Linked DNA regions of Mus musculus: regions 2 and 3 are each linked to region 1. Evidence: chromatin loops called from intact Hi-C (ENCODE). Cell type or tissue: heart. All regions are shown on one strand. Each heading gives the region's core, and the rest is flanking DNA. Links, peaks and the distances in the headings are about the cores only.

Region 1 (7,888 bases), core at 1,032-6,031:
ACACGCACACACACAAACAGAGCGAGGGGGGGGGGGGTGAGAAAGAGAGAGAGAGAGAGAGAGAGAGAGAGCGAGAGAGCGAGAGAGAGAGAGACTCCCCGGCTCCCTCCCTCCCTCCCTCGCACACAGCGACTGGAGACGGACCGGGAGCAACGCGCCGGGAAGAGCAGAGACCACCGACAACAGCCCCGCGCTCTCCCACACACGCTCACACTCGGCGCTTTCCTCTCCACCCCCACCTCCTCCTCCTTCCACCCCCTCCACTAACACCATCTCCTCCTCCTCTCTACAACAAGAAAAAAAAAAGCCATTTACAGGTATTTTTTTTTCATCCGCATATTTATTTACCCCACCCCCCCATTCCCAACAGTTTGTTTACAAGTATTAAAGTTGTAATTGGGAGCTGCCAAGACACATCTGGATTTGTGTTTCTTTGTGTTAGGGGGTGATGTGCAACTAATTAAAGGCAGACTGGCAGCGTCTGTAAATTCTAAGGCTCCCCAAATAAAAAGAGACTGGTAAGTGATTGTTCTTTCTCTTCCTCTGGCTTCCCCGCTTCTCTTTCTCTCTTAAATGTTTGCTGTCCGGTGGGATTGTAAAAGTAGATTAATGCTGGTCTCCAGCAATAAAAACCGTGACTGTATTAATTAATTAATTAATCTGCACCGGCCCCTCCTCCTGAATGTTAAATATGACCTTTGATCTCCATGTCTCTGGTAGATCAGACATACAGTATTAGGCATGTACAGTCACATTGTTCAGAGGCAAAGCAGGATCATGAAGTATGGATGTTTATTTTAGCTTTGGTGTTAGAACTATAGTTATTGGTGTGTGCTTTATTTTGTTGCTAAATAAAAGCCAAACAATAGCTGTGGCTTAGGTACCTTTTTTTCATGCTCCAGGGATGCATTGATTAAACAATAATGACCTGGATGCTGGGCACAATCCTTTTCTACAGTTTCTGGTGGTATTGAACCTAGAGGAGGGAAGGGGGGGGGAGGTAGTAGCAATTGGAGAAGCAAGGACAGCTTGTTTGGAAACACCATGCTAAGACTCTGAAAGGGGGATATTAGATCCCTTCTTTATTTGGAACAAGGTCAAAAGACTAAAATGTTAGTGTCCCCTCCCCTCAGTGGGATGATGCCCATTGCATGGTTGGCGGAACTAGTTTCTAGTGACTAGCAGTTATTATGATCTTGCATCTTCAATGTAATTCACAGAAACGGAAGCTGTATGTGTATTCTTACTGTGTCTTTCCCCCCAGACCCTAGCAAGTGTCAGGAATATTTAGCCAGGAGGATTTGGGGGGCACCTTTGTATTGTCATCAGGCCTCAGAAGGGAGCAGTTTTCCCTAATGTGAAACCACAGAGGTGGTGCCTGAGTGATTAGGGACTTGCTGTGATTGAAGGATGCCTGCCAGTTTCTAATCCAGCCGGAGGGAGGTTCCTTATCTTGCTTTACTTTGCCTAATAGGGATTTGTTTACATAAACCCCCCTTTTTTTAGGGTGCCTCATCAGTAGACCTTGAAGTTTTCAAATTTGAAGTTTGGACATAATGCTTCATTAATCTAATTATAAGCATAATGACTATAATTGATATGCATTTGAAACTCTGAAATTTTGAGACAGAGATTGCTAGGCCCTCAGTTTTAATTCCACACCAACCTCTAGGCTTCAGAAGAAGCCAGAGAAAGGTACTCTGGCAAAGAAAAAAATAAATAGGGAAACAAAGAAACTGTTTTTTTAAGGTGAATATACATTTTATATTTTTGCTTTAATTCTTAGAAGGATATGATATAGCTCTCACCCTTAATAAACAAGCAGAACCCCTCTTCCTAATGCTTATTGATGGCCTGTAAGCAGAGAGAGAAATGCAAATACCCAGTTAGCATTAAACTTTCCTCTTAAAAAATAGCAAAGGGGGGAAAAAAACATCTTAACAGTTCTTTGGATAAAAAAACACCTGAAGGAATCTCCCTTCTCTTTATGCAAAAATCAGTGTTGGTGAATGATTTAAAAAAAAAAAAAAAACTCCCTTGCTTTCCTCCTTTCTTGGGAAGACACAGCAATCTCCATTAGAAATGATTGGGAGTATTCTTATAGGAGCAGCAGACACTTAGTTCTGAGCCTGTGACATTGCTTGTATTTGAGATCTATCTATACATTTCTTTCTTTCTACCTACCTACCTACCTACCTACCTACCTACCTACCTACCTACCTACATTCCATCTTTCTATCTCTCCTCCCTTTTTAAAGCGAGTGGTGCACCACCTTGCCCCTGCCACCAAATGGCTTGTACAATTGAGACCTGTCCTTGGTCCATTGAATTAAGACCCTAACAGAGCCAGCTGTGCTGGGATTCAAACTAATGACAGCAGACACAGAAGGACACTGTGGCAGCTGGTAGTTCTTTTTTTCCACCCCCCTCCTGCCTCTTTGGTTCAAATTGTATGTGGGCAGTCTTGTAGCTCTCAGTTGTATTGTGTTTGCTTACAGTTTATGCGCGGATGTATTGTAGACTTTCTCAGTACTTCATTTGCTAATTTCCGGTTCGTTTTCCTCATAGGGCCATTGCTGTTTCTACTTTACAGCATTTGCATGCCCAGGCAGCACTTGTTCACACATTTCATAATGTTTAAATGCCCTCTGCTTATAGGTAGTATCGCCCTCCCACCCCTGATTTGCATGTCTTTAGCACTCCAATTGCCCTTTTCCCTCGGCATTTGTCACCCCTGTCTTTCCTCTTTCCCTGGGTACTCTAGCTATTAATACATTTTTTCTCAGGAGGGTTACAAGAATAGGGGGAGGGGGAGGAGCTGTGCGGTGTGCTGTCGGGAGAGAGGGAGGGAGCAGGGCTTGGGAGTGTTGGGGGGGCGAGGGGGGTCACGTCTTGATGATTGTTATGCAAACGACCCGACTGGAGAACGTGGGAGCTTTCTGTGGTGTCTGCGGTGGGGTAGCGAGGGCGGCTGTTTATTTATTTTTAATTTTTTTCTGGTGCAGCTCGTTGGAATGACTTTCTTTATTTTAGTTGTAACAGTTGGAGGATAATGCAAAGGAAGACGCTGCTTGGGAAGTCACCGTCTGTGGACATGCGCCCCAGAGAGGACTAGAGCAGCCCTCGCCTTGCTCTCCCCACCCGGATCCCACTTTCCTGCACGGCCCGGCCCGTACCCCGACCCCACCATCACCCGCTTCCCTTCCCCCCACCTCTCCCCCTTTCCCACCCAGGTGTCGGACCAGGCGGTCCCCACTTCCACCCTGCACCCCTTCTTCCCCCCCTGCACCATGAACACCAATGTCTGCGTGGAGCCCGGGCCGAGCCCGGAGGCCCCGGGCTTGCCCAAGGAAAGCCACCTGCCCGAGGGGGCCCTGAACAGCCTTGTGGATTACAACTCGGAGATGGAGCGTTACCGCTCCTTTGCCACCTCCTTCTACAAGACCAACGGGGGCGCCTTCCCGCAGGCAGCCAAGATCGCGCGCATCACCACCCCCATCTTCCCCAGCAGCGCCGCCGCCGCCGCGGCCGCCGCGCGCATCGGCATGTCCCCGTGGAACTGCGACAACGCGGCCACCGCCGCCGCCACCGCGATGCTCTGGGGCAGCGGGGGCGGCGGCGGAGGCGGTGGGGGCGGGGGTGGGGGCGGCGGGGCCGGCAGGAAATCCTCCTCGGCCGCCGCCTCCTCCTCCGCCTCCTCCTCGGCGATCCTCCCCGCCGCCGGCGGTGGCGGTGGCGGCGGCGGCGGTGGCAGCGGCGGAGGCGGCGGCGGCGGCGGCGGCGGCAGGACCAGCATGCACCACCGGAACGACTCCCAGCGGCTGGGGAAGGCTGGCTGTCCGCCAGAGCCGTCGTTGCAAATGGCAAATACTAATTTCCTCTCCACCTTATCCCCCGAACACTGCAGACCTTTGGCGGGGGAATGCATGAACAAGCTCAAATGCGGCGCTGCTGAAGCAGAGATAATGAATCTCCCCGAGCGGGTGGGGACTTTTTCCGCTATCCCGGCTTTAGGGGGCATCTCATTACCTCCAGGGGTCATCGTCATGACAGCCCTTCACTCCCCCGCAGCAGCCTCAGCAGCCGTCACAGACAGTGCGTTTCAAATTGCCAATCTGGCAGACTGCCCGCAGAATCATTCCTCCTCCTCCTCGTCCTCCTCGGGGGGAGCTGGCGGAGCCAACCCGGCCAAGAAGAAGAGGAAAAGGTGTGGGGTCTGCGTGCCCTGCAAGAGGCTCATCAACTGTGGCGTCTGCAGCAGTTGCAGGAACCGCAAAACGGGACACCAGATCTGCAAATTTAGAAAATGTGAAGAGCTAAAGAAAAAACCTGGCACTTCGCTAGAGGTCAGAGGAGATGATTTCTTGTTTCCCAGTCTTGCCCCCTCCCTCCTCACTCCCCTGCCCTCTCCCCCACAGGGTTTCTTGTCTGGATTCAAGACGCAGCACCCCCTTTTCTGAAGCTTCTTGCAGGTTGAAACATACTGACATAGGTGGTTTGCAGAGGGCATGGCCTCTATACCACCCTCCCAGCTGCGCTTCACGGAACCGCCCTTCGGCTAGAGAGTGCCCCTCCTTTTTCTGTCTCTGGAAAAAAATGCAATTGGTCTAAGAATCCGAAGTTTTGCATCTGAGCATGCTTAATATTTTCCCTTGCTGTTTTAAACTGTTCCATAAGGAAAACCCCAAAACAAAAAGCTCTGTCCAAAATATTGAACATATTTATCATTCATATATACGTATATATGGACATACTATATAGGCCCAGACATAACACTACATATGTGGAACACAACTTACAGTATATGCATACATATTTGTATATAACATCTTTGTGTGTGTGTGTGTGTGTGTGTGTGTGTGTGTGTTCAAATGCCTGGATTCAGAGGGGGTGGTTTATCCTCTTCTAGAATAATTTTCTCCTGAGCCTAATGGAATGTTTTTGTTTCCTGTTTTATTTTTTGCCTTCCTGATCATTTTTTGAGCCAGCAGAGAGTATAGAAAGCTGATTGTCACCAGCCATTTTTGAGATGTGACTTTGAGTAAAATGATAATTACTTACTAGTGTGGCTAATGGAGAGCTTATTTTTAAAATAATTAATGTAGTTCCAGGAAAACTCCATTGTTTTTGTTGTTGTTTTAGACTTTATATTTCTCTTAGGTTCAGTATCTGACAAAGTAACCATTTTGTGGTTGCAAAATTACTCTAAACATAGGAAGGTTTTGGTTGGTGCCATATATGGTAAATGATAGTTTACTTTTCTTATAGGTCTTTAAAACAGACATTATTCATTGAAGTAATGGTAACATTAGGCTTTTAGTTGCACTTCAAAATAAGATTGATGTATGTGATGAACATTTTATATGATAGCCTAGTCAAAACACAGGAGGAAAAAATGAAAGATTACAGGTATATTGTTTTGGTAACATTTAGAAAGGAAATATGGACAGGCAATCACAGTCTGTGATGAAATCTAGAGAGGGAGGCTAGCTGGTTAGCTGCCTGTGCAAATGTGAGACAGGGCAATGGGTTTCCTGTTAGAGAAGGTTCTGTGGACCCGACTGTATGTTGAGTGACTGTCACAATCCATCCTGAGGAATTCTTAGTTGCACATTCTTTTAATTATCAGGAACATGACCTAAGGATGTCTTCTTTAAATCACTGAGAACTGTAGATTTAAAGAATAAACACAGAAGTTAAAGATTTTGCTTCTGTTTTGACTACAAAGAAGATGGATCATCTTGGTACAAATCAAGGCCAAGGGACTGGGGTTTCCAAAGTTAGAAGCATATAGACTACAATTCCATCACAACACTGCATGTGTTCCTCCTTCCGAAGAAACCAGGTCTACTTGGGAACCTTAATTGTGTCCCAGGGTTCTTCATTGTTCTTCCTGTGGGCAACTCTGGTCAAGCAAAGGTAACAGCAGCTACAGTACAGGTTTATGTATTCTCTCAGATGGCAAACACATTAACTTTTGCACTCTCTGTTGGGGTTTAATTTACCATAACTTCTTTCGTTCTGGAAGACCATGGGTAATTCAAGTTTAGCTTATGATGTGGACGTTTCTAATGAATGGCTAGTGAGTAGGATAGTATGACTTCTATTTTGTCCTAGAGAGTAGTCTGTAGGGTTACAGTTTTGGCATTGTATATCGTATAACATTGGCATTGTTATACCTCAGCTTTAGCTGTAGCCACTGGCACCACCTGTACACCATTGTAGGGAATGTAGTAGAGAGGAGAACTCAATAATTCTCTTCTATTTAGTCAGTAACCACTCCAGAGGAGTTTGTTATGAGTTCTGATAGGCTGCCAGCCATGTTTCTAGGCTGGTGAGTTCGTTTAAACTGGTTTCCTATATTTCTTTTCTGTGTCCCTTTTAATGGTTTCCCACAAACTTTTCAAAATTTTTTCTTCATAATTCCAAGCCTTTTAGAGTCATTTTTGTCTATGAAAATGAGCATTCCCAGAGCGTTGTGGCCTCACAGAAGGTGGAGAATGGGGGAGAGAATGCACGTTGCCCACTGCAGGCATTTTCCAAAGTGAGGGTTCCTTCTACCTACCAGGGCACGGTTACAGTTCAGGGCCATGATACCTCATGGAATACCACTGGGAAAAACAGAAGAAAAAAAAAAACAGTTTTCTAATTTGTCTGAATGTTTATCCAGGTCCTAAATAAAGTAATTGTGGTGTGATGCTCTCAAACCCACATGGAACCCCATGCAGCACTTGTCTTAAACTTGTCTTAAACTACCTTAAACCATTGAGCCAAAGCTGAAAGGTTGCCCTGCTGATCTGCTTTCCCATCACTAATTTGGTCCATTCCTATCTCAGAAGATGTTTTTGAGACTGGGTGGACTCTTGTCTGAGGTCCACGAATTGGATTTCAGCCATAAACTGAGTAGCTAAGACTTGTGGCTTTAACTTCTAGACACATAAGTAGTTTACATTTGCACACTACTAACAACTCTTACTCAGCACTCTAAACCTGTGTGCCTGCCTTCCCTTTGACCTGTTCTTATCTCAGAACCGAGACCAGAGGCATAGTCAGATTGCTTTTAGGCTGTGTAAACCAAGATTAAGATAGATGCACAGGATGTGCTGGGATTTGTGCATATATTCTCTTGAGCCCCCCTTCCTAGCCTTCCTTTAAATGTGACCTTCCCCTGCTTAGTCTCATTTTAAGAGCAACTTATGTTTATAGAAACCACTCCTTGTTGACATTCAGTATGGCAATACCCATGGAACAGTGTGTGCTCTCTGTTCTGTGTATTTGCATATGTCACTGCTCCTTCATCAATCACTACATTAACAAATAGCCACTAATTGTTAAAAGCAGTTGATACAAATGCATTGTGCTCCCATGGGACAGAACTTACTTTTAAGAATGTATGTCCTTAATTAACATTTACTTCCTAGATATAGTTAAAATATGACCATGTGGGAGATTATTATCATGTTAGGTTAATACTTGTGTCTCTTGTAGAGCTAATTCTTCAGATTGTATATACACAAACACTTTTTTTTCCTGATACAAAGATTTACCTTTTTAAAATATCACGACCTAATGTAACTCAAGGGAAAGAGACCCATGGGCAAGCCCCGCCTCTTAGTCCCTGAACATTGTTTGGGTGACATGACTGATCTCTGTGGGACAGCATTAGAGACCACACAGATCTGGTTTCCCTCCCATTAGCTGATTTATGGAATTGCATTAGGGAAGCTCTGCCTCTGGGAGGTTTCCCTGCCCCTATGCCTGCTCTCTTCCCTGCCACAGCTTTATAGAGAAGAGATGAGAAAACTGGAGCGGAAAAAAAAAGTTAAAAGGGTGCATATGTTTTTCTTTCTCTTTTCTCTCACTTAAAAAATAGGAAATGTGTTGATGT
Region 2 (7,888 bases), core at 986-5,985, 99 kb after region 1:
TCTTAGAAGGGGGAACAAAATACTCATGGGAGGAAATACAGAAACAAAGTACGGAGCAGAGACTGAAGGAAAGGCCATCCAGAGACTGCCCCACCTGGAGATCTATTCCATATACAGTCACCAAATAACCACACAGTATTGTAGATGCCAAGAAGTGCTTGCTGACAGGAACCTGATATAGCAGTCTCCTGAGAAGCTCTGCCACAGCCTGACAAATACTGAGGCAGATACTTGAAGCCAACCATTGGATTGAGCACAGGATCTCCAATGGAGGAGTTAGAGAAAGGCCTAAAGGAGCTGAAAGGGTTTGTAGCCCCATAGAAAGAACAACAATATGAACCAACCAGACTCCCCCCCCCCCCCCCCCCCCCCCCCCCGCCGAGCTTCCAGGGACTAAACCACCAACCAAAGAGTACACATGGAGGGACCCATGGCTCCAGCCGCATATGTAGCAGAGGATGGCCTTTTTGGGCATTAATAGGAGGAGAGGCCTTTGGTCCTGTTAAGGCTTAATGCCTCACTGTAGGGGAATTCGAGAGCAGGGAGGCAAGAGTGGGTGGGTGGGGGGAGCACCCTCATAGAAGCAGGGGGAAGAGGGATGGGATAGGGGTTGGTGGTGGACTGGGAAAGGGGATAACATTTGAAATGTAAATAAAGAAAATATCCAATAAAAAAAAGGAATTTACCTTAGCTATTGTGCTTAGTTTTTATTTCCTGTTTTGATATCTTTGCTGCCCTTTGTGATGGTCGGTAATCTGACTTGTTCTGCGTGTTCAGGCCCATTGTATCCTGATGGCATGCCAGGTTCATGACTGCCCGGTGGGTTGGGTCATTCACTTCTTCACATGTTCATTCAATAGGGGGATAGCATCAGAGAATGAGAAATTGTTTCTCCATCCATGGAGCTTGTTTTCAAACAATCAATCATTATTTCCACCAACTCCCACATAACTGTCATTGCTGCTCCTGTGAGCTTATTCCTAGCTTTTCGCTCTTCATGTAGTCCTAAAAGATCTGCAAACCCAACCTATGTTGAAAGTACAGTAAATTTTAGTCTTCATAATAAAACTATTCTAACTCATAGAGAGATTGGAAATTCAATTTTTGTTTACATATTGAATGTTTCTTTAAAATTTTTATTGAATATTGAACTTTTAAACTTTATCTTCCCATAGCACAGTAATGTTTTTTTGAGTCTGTATATCACAATTTATGAAGATCTTCAGGGGTCCACTTGTTCTAACTTCTGTATATTATGTGTGTGAGATACACTTGTGCAAAAACCATCACAACAGCATCTGCCACCACTCCAGCTATCATAACCCACAGCATTCACTGCCTGACAGCTGAACTGGTTGATCTCTGGATTAATGACATCACAGTGCCTGACCTCCATAGCATCAGGAGATTTCAATCATTCTGCCTTTTCTTCTATATACTTAATATATAAGCATGAGAAGGTATTCTATTTTTTGGTGTGTTACCTTTTAGTAACCAGCCTGATAACCAATGACATTAAACTTCTCTTAAATGATGAGAGAGAAAAAACACAAATAAATACATCATATATTTTGTCTCACACAAAAAAAATTTCTGACAGTTTATAATTAAAGAGTAGTATAAAATGTACAATTAGAATAGAAAAACAAATATCTTGGTTTTACAATGTCTTTATTGATTTAAAATATCAAGATAATTCATAGAAAACATGAAGAGAAAAGAGTTATTTACTAACATTTTAAAGTTGAAAGACTACTTAGAACTATGGACCTAGTTAACCTATGTCTAAACTGTTCATAAAAAAGTAGCAAAAGTACAAGGTGAATGGCTCCTAATGGTATTCTGCTATATTCATATATTAGTGTCTTGTTCAACGATTATTAGAGAAAGATTCCTCCTGCAGCAGATGGGAAAAATATAGAATCTGTAACCAGACACTACGAAGAGACCGAGAGACCTTGGAACATTAAGCACAAAATGAGATGTCGCAATCCAATCCATCCCTCAGAGCTTAGAGAACCCTAAGAGAAAGCAGAAAGAGTGTAGGAGTCAGAGGGTTTAGAAGGTACCAAGGAAACAAGGCCCTATAAATCAGCATGAACAAAGCTCATAGGAATTCAGAGACTGACACAGCGTGCACAGCACCTGCATGAGTTTGTACCAGGTTCCCCCATGTTTATGTAATGGCTTCCAGTTTAGTGTTTCAATTGGGATTTCTAAGAGTGTGAATGAGTGGGTCTTCAACTTTTGTGCCTTTTCTTGGGCTTTTTTCCTTCTCTTGATTTGTCTTGTCCAACTTTGGTATGACAGTTCTTTGCTTTATCCTATTACATTCCGTTTTGTTTTATTTCTTTTTCAAAAATGAGTGAATGGATAAATGAATGAATGAATGAATACCTAGACACTAGGATAAAGGTTAATAACTGAACTGTCATTATTACCTCCTGGGAGAAAGAAAGTCACCTTTCTCCTATCAACCATTCCAGGGCTGATGTCATTTATAGGAGTAGTTGACCAACATATAAAGGACTCCATGTTTTGTTTTGTTTTTGCATGTGTATTTGGTTGCAGTTTGGTGGGGTTTCGTTTGTTTGTTTTGGTTGGTTGGTTTTTGTTTTTGTTTGTCTGAGTTTCAGAGGAGTTTGTGTTTTATTTTGTTTTGTTGGATTTTGAGGGTGGGTGTTGTTGTGTTTTTGTTTCTCAAGAAAGAACTTGAAGCTTGGTGGGGAAGGAATGGGGGAAAATCTAGAAGGACTTTGGGGATGGACAGCAATATGATCAAACTATATTTACATTTAAGAATTATTCTAAATAATAAAAAATATAAATAAAAAAGACAAAGGGCTGAAGAAAATCAGGGGAAGGTGTATGACAGATACTGGGGATGAGGGAGGTTTTCCTGGCAATAAGTTTGTTGACTTAGAGGCAAACACATAAATATATTTTAATTGTAATGGACAAATTCTCTTTCATGCAGTTTTTTTTCTCTTAAATTTGGGCTCAGTGATGGAGCAACTTGCCTAGCACATGTAAGAAAAGTCCTAGGTTCATTCCCCAGAGAAGGAAAGGAAGGGGAGAAGAAGGGTGAGGAGAGGGGAAAAAAAGACTTAATTTAAAACAGTAAAATATGATATGTGTAAAAAGTGAGCTGAAAGACTGCCTAGCAGAATTGTGAATTTAGTCGAATAAATCTAACCGTGATTGAATTAATTTGGTCTTCTTTCCCAAAGGGAGTCAAAGGCAGTAAAATTATGCCTAAGTTGGCAAAGAAGTTGCTCAGTTCCTCATTAGGAAGGCAAATCAAGGTGTCTCTTGACCACAGGAAGGACGCTTCAAGTCAGGTGGCTCTAAAAGACTGTGATTGATTGGAGAAAAATCTGGAGCCATTGTGTGAAAACTACATGACCTAAACATTGATAGGATGCAGAAGCTGCCTGACTGATTTCAGCTTTCTTTCTTCATTTTTAAAATTAGAAAATACAGAAAATAATACAAAAATACAGAAAAAAAGGCAAATTCATTTAGTTATGGCATATTAGCTTCCTGAAAAACCTAGGGAAGTGAAGCCTTGCTGAAGGAAGCACGTAGTCACTGGGGGTTGAGGTTTTATTGTATGGTTCTATTTGCTGTTCTCTGTTTTGTTTTCTTTATATGGAACCACTTCTGGTTCTCTGTCCTACTTCCTGTTATCTCTGACTTACTTCCTGTTATCTCTGACCTACTTCCTTTTATCTCTGACCCACTCCCTGTTCCCTCTGACCCACCTCCTGTCTCTCTGACCGACTTCCTGTTCCCTCTGACACACCTCCTGTCTCTCTGAGGGACTTCCTGTTCCCTCTGACACACCTCCTGTCTCTCTGAGGGACTTCCTGTTCCCTCTGACACACTCCTGTCTCTCTGAGGGACTTCCTGTTCCCTCTGTCACACCCCCTGTCTCTCTGAGGGACTTCCTGTTCCCTCTGACACATCTCCTGTCTCTCTGCGGGACTTCCTGTTCCCTCTGACACACCCCCTGTCTCTCTGAGGGACTTCCTGTTCCCTCTGACACACCTCCTGTCTCTCTGAGGGACTTCCTGTTCCCTCTGACACACCTCCTGTCTCTCTGAGGGACTTCCTGTTCTCTCTGTCCAGCCACCTGTTCTGTTTCTTCTATGCAGATGAAAGGTGATCAGTCAGTCAGCTTCCTGCTCTGGCCACCATATCTTCACTGCCTATTGCCATGTCTTCCCTGCCATGACAGACTTAATTACTCTGAACTATAAGCTAAAGTAAACTTTCCTTTCCCCTAGATTGTTTTTTTTTTATTGTGGGTTTATTCTATCACACAATCAAAAACAGCAACTAATATACTGTTCATCCCTCCTCTTCTAAATCCTAGCAATAAAAACACAGAATTAAAAGTTATACAAGCAAGAAAAAAATTTCCAATATGAAGATAAGTAGTCTTACAAAAGAAATAGGGAAGAAGTAAGGAATAAATTAGTGTATAATTAAATCAGAATTACCTGTGTGTATAATATAATTCTTAATGGAGAGGAATATCAGAATAATATATAGAATAAAAATTACAAGAGTCATTAGATTAAGAAAGAGCTCAAAGATTGTCCAGAAAGAAATGGCAAAATAAGATATAGAATATTTTCTTTGTATAGTATGGGAGAGAATATATCCCCCCCCCAAAAAAAAACATTTTTTTTCAGTAGGCAGGGAAAAACTGGTCATTTAGTGACATTAGAAACGAAATGTTCTGTTTATTAAAGGATACATTTATTAAATGGACAAATGAAAACTAAGCCACAGGATAGGAGAATAAATCTTAGTTACATATAACTGACAAATTATTCAAATGCGCAATATATTTAAAAGTTGCCCAAGAATTAACAGAGAAAAATAAAGCATAAAAGAGTAGCAATAAATCTAGAAAAACTGTTGAACTTCATCACCCTTCTGGGAAGTAAAAGCTTGAAAGTACAACAGAAGAGCTACAACCACACAGGGACAGAATGTGAAGATGACTTACCGTGTGTTTTCACATGACAACAGCATACTCAGAGCTGTCACACCACCATGGAGCCTACAGGCTTGAATACTGGCATGTACACTGTGATTTCTAAAGTCCATTCCAGACATACCCTATCGAATGTGTGTGCTCATAATTTATGCTGTAGGTAGTGGTCAAAAAAGTTGGACCACCAGATGTAAAACAAATGACACCACTGTTGCTCTACAGTCTGCCGTCTCGATATGAAAAGACATAAAATATGAGCAAAAAACATGGATACATTTAGAAGTATTTCCTGAGTGAAGAAGAGCTGCACACAGCATAATGTCTGTTACTTAATTCCTTCATGAAAATTTAAAAAATAAAAAATAAATATATAAGCAGTAAAAAATAACTATTGAATGGTGTTAGACTGTTAGAAGGGGTGATTTTTGAGAGCACAACATGGTTGTGACTGGGAAAGGCCACAATGGACCCTTTGTGCTTTGACCTAGCTGATATACTCAAGTGTGATGATTTTCTAAGGACTCTTCTGTCTGTGCAGCCATGATTCCTTCTGTAGAGTGATTTGTGTCCTCACCCCCAGTGGCCAGCGTGTAAATTGAAGCCCCTCATCTGTGGCGTTTGTTATCTAAAATAGTATCTATGGGATGTAATTAGGATTTGATGAGTTGTGAAGGGTGATGGCCTGACCCAGTGTGTATAATTCTTTGCTTCAAGGAACTATCAGAGAGCTGGAACCACAGAGAAGTTCACACGAAGACATTGGGAGAAGGAGGTCACTGCAAGCCTCTAGGTGGGGAACTCCATGAATCGGCATCCTGCTCTTGAGATTCTTCTGGCCTTCAGAGATGTGAAAAAGAAATGTCTGTTATTCCACCCTGTTGTCTGCTGTATTTGCCTTCATGAGTCTAAATTGAATAGAGCAACCCAGCAGCCCTATGAGGGTAAAAATGACATGTCTTAAGTCTTGTACCTCTGTACATTGCATTGTGCCTCTTGGAAAGAACAATTTCATGGACCTTTAACTCTCCACCTCCCTTCTTTTAAATATATTTTCTCCAACATAATATTTGTATTAATTGTTTGGGAAATTTGTACAATGGATCCAATCACACTTGCTTTCTATGCCTCCCAGGTCCACCCTCCTACCCTTGGCCCTCCAAAAATAAAAAAAAAATAAAAATAAAAATAAATAAAAATAAAAATAACTCACCAAGTCCAATTTGTATTTACCATATACTCTTTGGCATATGGTCAAACTCCCAGTGGCAAGCCCCTTAAAGAAGACTTAGACACTCCCCCCACCCACCCCCACACACATATATTGCCAAAACCCATCAACTATGAAGAGCTACATTTCAACATCTGTATAACAGCTTTTAAGAACTCTCTTCAATAGCTTCCTGTCTGTACTGTTTCTTTCTTTCTTTTGTTTTTTTCTGGGGTTAGGGGAGGTTGTCACAAAAGCCTCCAATATCTCTCATTCCTAGATATGAGTCTTCACTAATAACTGGTCCTTTCAGGAAAAGCAAAAGTCTCACATCCTTTCCTTACATACACACACACACACACACACACACACACACACACACACACACACACACATATAATTAGCATATTTGTTGATGCAGCACACAGAGACATAATATCATCATTTAAAAGACCTTTGTTGTACTCTGTTTTCACATTGGTCATTGGTACATGACATGTATATGTGTACCAATGGTACACATTGGTACAGATGTGCAACCCAACCAGTTAGTTATCTGCTGTTCTTCTTTCCAATTGTTTCATTTATAAACCACAGTGTTCGGGATAGAATGATGCTCTAGTATGTCTTTCTTCTGTGTTGTTCCATCCTTAATTTAACATCTTAATGGTAAACTTTGTCCTTTCCAGCATTTTCTTTGCAGTAAGGCTAATGCTGTTTTTAATTCTGAAGTCTTAATTGATTACTATTTTATTGATCACAGCTAATTCTTTATCCTTTGCTGCTAACCAATTTCCCGTCATATTCCTGGATTCAACTGCCTTGAACTGTTGATTTCCGTGCCCTTCGTCCCTCACCCTCTGCACCACTTCTCTGAGAGTGTCTTCATCTGGGGTGAGGTCACTTCTGCCTTTCCTTTCCCAGACTGTGACCTGTGGCAAGGTTTTAACCTGAAACATCATATCTCCTTTGAGCAACGTGGACAATCCCTGATACAAGATTGAATCTCCTCCACAGTGATTTCAATCACTGATTTTCAATTGTTTAGGCTTACTGTTCCATAAAGCAATAAAAAAGGAAACTCTCCACAAAAATATCCCATTTCCAGTTGGCAGGTAAAAATAATTAGTGGCTAAGACACAAAATATTAAAGTTGCTCAATGGAGCTATGTTTTGAAGAAAAATTGTGTGTGTGTGTATGTGTGTGTGTGTGCGCATATACACTTCTGTGCACACTCACTAAACTATCCTAAACAGATATTTATTGAACATCCTAAGAATGGTCTTTATTAATAAGCTGGATGTACCTAACACTTTTTTGCAAGTTTAATTTAGAAATAATTCTTGTGTGGTTTATAATTTTTAAGGCATTTTTTATTAGATATTTTCTTCATTTACATTTCAAATGCTATCCCCAAAGCCCCCTATACCCTCCCCCCCGCCCTGCTCCCCAACACACCCACTCCTGCTTCCTGGCCCTGGCATTCACCTGCGGCATATGATCTTCGCAATACCAAGGGCCTCTCCTCTCATTGATGGCCAATTAGGCCATAGAAATAATTCTTAAATATTTCTTTAGAAGGTTAATGTATTTACATATATATTTCAATAGAATATTTACTTTTGAAGTATACAAAAATGTAACTTTAAAAAACCTATTCCTATCATATTTT
Region 3 (7,888 bases), core at 1,891-6,890, 190 kb after region 1:
CAACACATTATGGCCATAATTTTGAAACAAAGTTGGCAGAATTTTTAGAATACTGGAGAGAAGAAAGCCATAGTTTGGGAGGAGGGAGGGCAAAAGCTCTGTGAATAAATAAGGTTTGTGCCTCTTTTGCCTCCTGGTTGATTTGAGATTGAAGAAGGCTATAAACATTCTTAACTGAGGTAGGAGCCAGCACCAACAGCTACCGTGATGATTCAACCATAAGGAAAAATATTAACTTCTGGGTAAAATAAAATATTAAAATCTATTAGAAAAGTTGTACAAAGTCCAGACTTTATACAACAGGTACTCACAGTATAAATTAACTGACTGTTTCGTGGAGGATGATCACAATAATGTACACACCATGAGTAAAAGCTGCTGGGTAGAGGAGCCTCTGTGGACACAGGTCACAGAAAAGAACAAATGTGTAATTATAGTCATAGTAAACTCAAGCGTATGAATAGGATTAGAAGTAGCAAAGGAACTCACACAATATGTACTCACTGATAAGTGGATATTAGCCCCAAACCTAGGATTCCCAAGATATAAGGTACAATTTGCTAAACACATGAAACTCAAGAAGAATGAAGACTGAAGTGTGGACACTATGCCCCTCATTAGAATTGGGAACAAAACACCCATGGAAGGAGTTACAGAGACAAAGTTTGGAGCTGAGATGAAAGGATGGACCATGTAGAGACTGCCATATCCAGGGATCCACCCCATAATCAGCATCCAAACGCTGACACCATTGCATACCCTAGCAAGATTTTATTGAAAGTACCCAGATGTAGCTGTCTCTTGTGAGACTATGCCGGGGCCTAGCAAACACAGAAGTGGATGCTCACAGTCAGCTAATGGATGGATCACAGGGCTCCCAATGGAGGAGCTAGAGAAAGAACCCAAGGAGCTAAAGGGATCTGCAACCCTATAGGTGGAACAACATTATGAACTAACCAGTACCCGGAGCTCTTGACTCTAGCTGCATATGTATCAAAAGATGGCCTAGTCGGCCATCACTGGAAAGAGAGGCCCATTGGACACGCAAACTTTGTATGCCCCAGTACAGGGGAACGCCAGGGCCAAAAAGGGGGAGTGGGTGGGTAGGGGAGTGGGGGTGGGTGGGTATGGGGGACTTTTGGTATAGCATTGGAAATGTAAATGAGCTAAATACCTAATAAAAAATGGAAAAAAAAAGTAGCTGTAAGGAAATAACCATAAGACCCAGGGGAAAACTTAACTTTACGGAGACAGAAGTGGCAGAGGCCTAAAATGATTGATTTTGCTTTTGCTTGCTATGAGTGCTGATAAAATGGATGTTAGCTTAAAAGGAAGTGATTGTGTATTGTTATTTGGGAGTAATCTGAGGGTGACCACCAACACTGTATGGCTTGACAGAACCTTTTTGACTTTGTGATGTTGCAAGTGTAACAGGCAGTGCATTTCCAGCCATGCATCTTGATCTATGGCCTTGCTAGTGGGAGGCATCACAATGTGTGGCTGTGAGCTACAGCTTTCTAACAGCTGCATGCTCACGAGTATAAACATCAATATTCCACAATGTAGTTATTGCTCGACTATTCTTTGATGTTGGCTGGGTATATTCAAGTCTTTCCTTTGTACATCCAGTACTTGGTGTAACAAATTTTTTCTTTGTTTTTTGAGAATTCCTACATATTACAATGAAATATGATCACATCCAACCCATTTTTCTCTTCCAGTTCACCCAGTGTTTTCCCCAACATTCCTCCTTCAAATTTTATATCCTTTACTATCTTTGTTTTTATACTCCTCTCAGTCTGCCCACATGTATTAGGACTGAACACTGGAGCATAGAAAACTATAAGTGGCCACACCTTCAAAAAAGAATGATTTTTTTCCTCCTCTAGCTCCTCTGTTGTCGGGGTCGCTGTGAGCTTCACGGATGGCGGGGAACTGATTCCTGAGAGGTAAAGAATGAAACTTGGGTCAGGACCACTTGGGTTAGAAGGCACTGGGCCGAAAATTTCCAGAGTGTGACCTTGTGATTTATTTTGTTTATGCCTTTAAGCACGGGAAAACTTTAGAAAAAAGTCTCCATGTGACAATTATCCCAACAAAGCTTCAGGGATAGCTACTTGGAACCCTCCCTGAATAGGAGCATAGCACCATGGCCTTTAAAATAAGAATGAGTTCTGTTGACTGAAACAGTGTTCAGGGGAAGGGGCAAGGAAGGAAGACGTTATAATAATCATAAGGTTAGATTCTATTGCAGGATGCAAAGTCATAAGGATAGGTTTTATTCACTGAGAGGCTAAGCTCAGGATCAGGGCCTAAACAATGGTCAGAATACTGGGAATTCAGGAAGGCTGGGTCACAGAATAGCTAAAAAGATCACCCACTTATTACAACACCCACTCCAGCCTTCTGGGTGAAAAGGTATCAGTCATTTTCTTCCTTTGAAGAAGAAAAAACAAACAAACAAACAAACTTAACCTTTGACAACTCTGGATTTTCTAATGTTTTCTGTAAGCTGTGCCTCCTGCCCTCGGTAACTGGCGGGGTCTAGAGATGATCCAACCCATCAGAGCCAGAATTCTGGCTGGCTTCCTCTTGGACAGGTAACCCAACTGCTGAACATTTCTGAGAGTGATTGCTGTGCTCTGCCTAGAAGACAGCATTTCACAGAACTCCTCAACCTTCTGCTTGCCCATCCTTTCTGCTTCCCCTTGGGTTACTTTCCCTGATTGCTGCTTGAGGAGAGATGGTTCGTTTAGGGCTGTGAACTCAGTCCCAGTCATGCACCACAGCATTGCCTGCTGCTACACAAAAAAAGCTTCCCTGACAAAGGCTGAGAGAAGCCTAGGTCTATCGCTATGCACATAAGCATTTGAAAGACAGTTGGAACACTTAGCAATATAAAAATCTCACGTACTATCTGGAACCTGTGATCTCTTCAGCTATAGACTTCTGTACAAGATTTCGGTAATGGGCGTGAAATTCCCTCCTGTGGGGCAGGCTTCAAACAGCAGTGAGAAACTTGGTTCCTCCATGATAGTCCCACCATTATTGCATCAGAAAGCACATTGTGAGTGTCAGGTTACTATTTGCAGAATGCCATGTCCAGTATTAAGTAAGAACCTTGGTGTCTTTTCTTCCCTGGTAGCCTACAGAACACCTTGTACTTCAGACCTTTGGTTTTGTCTCTTTAACTTGGAGCACAAGTGAAAGGCGGGGGACTAGCAAGTGATCTGTATTAGGGAGTCAGGATATCTTAAGGTAGTGGGTTAGCAGACTGTAGGTCAAATCAAAGTATTGAAGTTAGATATTAGAGGGAAAAAGGTTTAAGTAGGGGAGGAGGCAGGAGCGTGAGTAAAACATGATGTAAGGACTATCCTAAAGCAACAACAACAACAATAACAAAAATCAAAAACAAGAGAACAACATGGAATCCTGTTATCTCACATTGTAGAACACATATGCAATGAAAGAAAAGAGGGGATACTGATAGCTAAAGGACTAAGCAAAGGTGAGAGTGTGGGTAGGAAAGAGAAGAAATAGTTTATAGATTAACCAGAACTAAGGTTCTATGGGAAATATTTAAGGAAATCCACTACTTCGGAAACTAATCTCAAAATACAACTTTAAACACACACACACACACACACACACACACACACACACACACACGCACACCAGAGTTTGAATGGAATTACTCTACCTGGGTGAATAATGTTGTTCCCAGAAAACATAGGTTATTAAATGAAAATTTCAATACAAGGCATGGGGTTACCTCCTGATGAGTTGTTGATCGGGGAGAACTCAGAGGTCTCAGAAAACAACACAGGATATTGTGATTGCCCTTGGTTTTCCTCTATAACCACATGTTAAGACACTATTGTTGAAGACTCCACACATCTCAGCTGTGGGACATAGAGAAATCAATCTCAAACTGACTGAGAAACTTACTCCCTGCTGGCTAAACGTATTTTTGATGGGACGTATTTTCAATTCATGATTTGTTTGTTGGGGCAGAACCCTGTGGTTGGTCAGGGACATCTGAATTTCATATTAATTTTTTTTAAATCTAAGGTACTTTTCCTTTGAACAAAAAGCTACATGTCTAGTATGCTCAAGAACTCAGATAAAGGTATATTCAGATCACACAAGATGTATAAATATCTTAAAATTATTTTCAATTAAAAGTATTTAGAAGAAAATTAGAGATCAGCTATAAATACATGGTGGACTATGTTGAATACTTTGCTATACAATTTCATATAATCTGATATAGGAAAGTTTGTGCTGTGACAATTCCTACATAGACCATCTGTGGTATAAAAATTGAGCACAAATTCAGTGTGCGTGTGTGCGTGCGTGTGTGTGCGTATGCACGTGTGCGTGTGTTTAGGTGGGTTTTGTTGAAAAGTTCCCGGAGATACATGTAAAGGTAAATGCTTGTCTTCCCATACTGTCTTGTGCAAATGAGTCTGATCAATAAGGAACAGACACTGAGTAAGAGTAGGTCACAGTGTCCTCTTTCCTTTGGGCCTAGCAGAGTTATGATGCTCAGGCTTCTGTCCTGCCTGCATTATTTATACCTTGGCTACTTTCTCAGGAGTAGACCCTTTAACAAACTTTAAATTGCCATAATTTGATTATGTCACTTTTCTTATGTAACCATGTCTGTCTGTCTGTCTATCTCTCTGTCTGTCTCTGCCTACCATTTTTCTATTATATTCTACATTTTCTTCCCATCCATTTTCATGTATGAACATACACAGAGTATTCATACTATGTACTATATTACTATTCAAAATTCAAAACAAGCTAGATCCATAAATTCTAATAAGGAATGCTTTCCAAAATGTACTATTAAGTGGTGAGGGAGCAAGTATGGATTGATATAATTTCAATCATATATACCACTTTGTTTTAACAGTTAACTATATAATTATAAAGAAAATGTTTTGATTTGCTAACTGGTGAATTGAAATTCATTATTTGTTTTCACAAATTTAGGAAGATTCTGTGATTCTCTTCATAATGTATGGGGTCTGTCATGTTTATTTATCTATTCAAAGGCTGTTTATTTAAAGCATATTATATTCCAGATACTTTTATGAAAACCTGGGCAACAGTAATAAACTGTTTTATACAACTTACATTATAGTACTAAAAACAATGAAATTGTAGATTCTAAGACCTATGTGATATATTGGGGCAACAAGAATAAACTTTTATATTTAGAAAATATCTGTAAGAAACTAGCCTAAACACAGACTTGAGAAACACATCTGTGAAGGATATTTTAAACAGGAGTATCTAAGGCTTGTAGGTGAGAGTATGACTTATGTTAGGACAGAGATGAGCTTGGACCAAGTGGGCAGAGGGACAGAGCTTCATGGGTTCCACAGATAGTGATCAGATCACTAGGATGTTGGCAAGGCTGTCAGAGCTTGAACTATCCTCTGGTAAGGTGAATCCATTGAAGATGTTAAGCAGTTGGTCAGTATGATTTGTTGCCATTTGATTATTAATACCCTAACTCATGTGTGACAAATAAGTGGATAGGAGACATGGAGGCAGCAATTGGGTAACCGAGAGACAACTGCAGTTATTCAGGTGAGATTGGTCTCCAGACGTACAGCACAGAGGAGCAGTGGTAACAAGCTAGAGAAGGCACATGGGTAGACCTCAGTGAGAAAACATTGAACACTGGTTGGGGATACCCACCACTTTCTGTAGAGGTGTCCTAGGTGACATCACTTGAATTTAGTCCCGACACTCACTATAACACAAACCCAAAACCTATAGATACAACTTCAGAGACCAAACAAATGGATCTTAGAACTGGGGCACATAATACAATTCAAGTCCTAATGTGAAAAATAAAAGGTTTTTTTTTTTTCTATCTGTATTGGAGTAGAAATTACACTTGCAATATATGTATGTATTAGTGATGTGTGTCTAGATTCCAAAAGTGGCCCAGAAATACAACCATCCAACTGTTAATATGTATCTGAGGGGTAGACAGTGGAATGTTTCAAGGTTTTTATTCAGCACCCGGCTTCTGTGTTTATGGGATCCACATCTCCAGACTGAACTGTGGCTCACAGCAGCTTACATGAAGAGGGAAGGGTAAATAGAGATTTTTTTGAGGAGTCAGGTAGGAGGGATGGATGCCATTAAGATACAGAAGTGGATGCTCACAGTCAGCTATTAGATGGAACACAGGGCCCCCAGTGGAGGAGCTAGAGAAAGTACCTAAGGAGCTGAAGGGGTCTGCAACCCTATAGGTGGAACAACAATATGAACTAACCAGTACCCCCAGAGCTCATGTCTCTAGCTGCATTTTTAGCAGAAGATGGCCTAGTCAGCCATCACTGGGAAGAGAGGACCCTTAGTCTTGCAAACTTTATATGCCTCAGTACAGGAGAAACACCAGGGCCAAGAAGTAGGAGTGGGTGGGTAAGGGAGCAGGGGTGGGGAGAGGGTATAGGGGACTTTCGGGATAGCATTTGAAATGTAAATGAAGTAAATACCTAATAAAAATTGGAAGAAAAAAATACATGGTTTACATAAAACAAAACAAAGTAGTGCCTGAATTGAATTTGCACAGACTTTACTGTTCTTGCCATTATTCCTAAATGACTCTATTTAGTAAATAGTTACATAGCGTTTATGTTGTATGAACTACTAGGACTAAGGCAGAACTGGTTTACACATATAAGAGGATGCACATGGCTTCTGTGTAGGCTGAACACCATTTATATAATGGATCTGATGATCTGTAGATTCTAGATCTTCAGAGGTCTTCAATCTAATCCTCCAAGGACATTGAGCAGTGATAGTTTTTACAAGGCTGCTTTTGTGATTTTTGGAAGAGAAAGAAGTATTTGAAAGGTAACTCTACTTGTGTTGCAATGGTCTTATTACTAGTTTCAACTTTGCAAAAAAAAATTAGTATTCTACAATGAATGCCATGTATTGTGCTGATTTTAATATATTCCAAGTTGCTTAGACATTTTTAAAGCTGAATATGCTTCAAATTTTGCCGCATTACATGTTTTTCTCATTAACTCTTATTGCCCTGAGCATCCTGTCTCTATTGTAATTGTTGTCGATGACTGAAGTAAAGTAGCTATTAAGAATTTCAACCCTCACCTTTTTGGATCCCGCTTTTTCTCTTGTCCCTAAGAAATAGTTAGCCCACCCTTCCTGTGTCATGTTCTGACTTCATAATCACTTCTAATCTCTGGCAAGCTTCCCTCTGCATCCTTTGATGATGGTACTCTGTTATAGCTTTCCCATTTTAAATGTCCCCTGGATGCCCTTACTAATTATTTTTTTTCTGCAAGCATCATTTTTAAACCCTGCCTGTTCCTTTTAGATGATTGCTTTCCTTCTTTTATTCCATGGCCTTAAAAAAAATCTGCCTCTTAAGTAAGTAGAGAAGAAATCTGAAAAGCAGTAAAGATCAGACATTTGCCAAGGAGAAATTCCTTGTGCTTGCCCCCCTTGCTTATAAAATATAGACATTTTGCTTTCATGAAGACAATTCAGGCTTTTATACAGTTTTACAGTCTTACAAGAAAGACTGTTTTTCTGTTTTTCTCATTCTGGGCCTCCCACAGATTTCTCTGACTTAAGTGGTGAACAGGAAGTGCTCTTTGGTTGGTCAAGAGCACCACAACTTTTACAGGGAATGAAAACAATAAAATTTGATTATTTTGACTGGCTTATAAATTACTTTAATCTGAATTGTGAATTTTCACTTAGGATCTCCTCACAAAATTTTAGGACGAGTGTAAAAAGGAGAGGAAAAATAATCATAGGAGATGCTGTTGGTGCAGGAAGTTCTACATTACAGCCACAATACGCAGAACATAAGCAGATTGTGAGAAAA

Evidence for each region. Peaks named below come from ENCODE experiments on the same cell type or tissue, not always from the same donor. Only the 100,000 strongest peaks of a DNase experiment are listed, where the experiment ranks them.
Region 2: a loop joins it to region 1, with 6 times the contacts of the local background. A loop is called at or near these places in 2 of 42 quality-filtered maps.
Region 3: it touches region 1 in a loop (2.6-fold over the local background); 4 of 42 quality-filtered maps call a loop at or near these places.

Annotation. Positions count from the first base shown.
Region 1 is chr3:134,236,370-134,244,257 of GRCm38, forward strand. Cxxc4 (CXXC finger 4) reads left to right here and starts at 126. Exons shown (of 4, transcript NM_001004367.4): 1 at 126-317; 2 at 443-518; 3 at 3,034-4,346. The coding sequence starts at 3,291. It overlaps Mir1895 (microRNA 1895), which reads right to left and starts at 4,214; the gene lies at 4,136-4,214. In heart, for the core only: a CTCF peak has its summit at 3,454; DNase peaks (open chromatin) are centred at 3,422 and 4,012; H3K4me3 peaks cover 3,511 bases; H3K27ac peaks cover 2,899 bases.
Region 2 is chr3:134,335,529-134,343,416 of GRCm38, forward strand. No RefSeq gene overlaps it. Among named protein-coding and RNA genes, the nearest start is that of 4930539C22Rik, 84 kb to the right of the region's middle. In heart, for the core only: no CTCF peak of the experiment used is centred there; a DNase peak (open chromatin) is centred at 3,823.
Region 3 is chr3:134,420,630-134,428,517 of GRCm38, forward strand. 4930539C22Rik (RIKEN cDNA 4930539C22 gene) reads right to left here and starts at 3,006. Exons shown (of 9, transcript NR_040600.1): 1 at 2,915-3,006; 2 at 1,857-1,942; 3 at 312-394. In heart, for the core only: no CTCF peak of the experiment used is centred there; no DNase peak of the experiment used is centred there.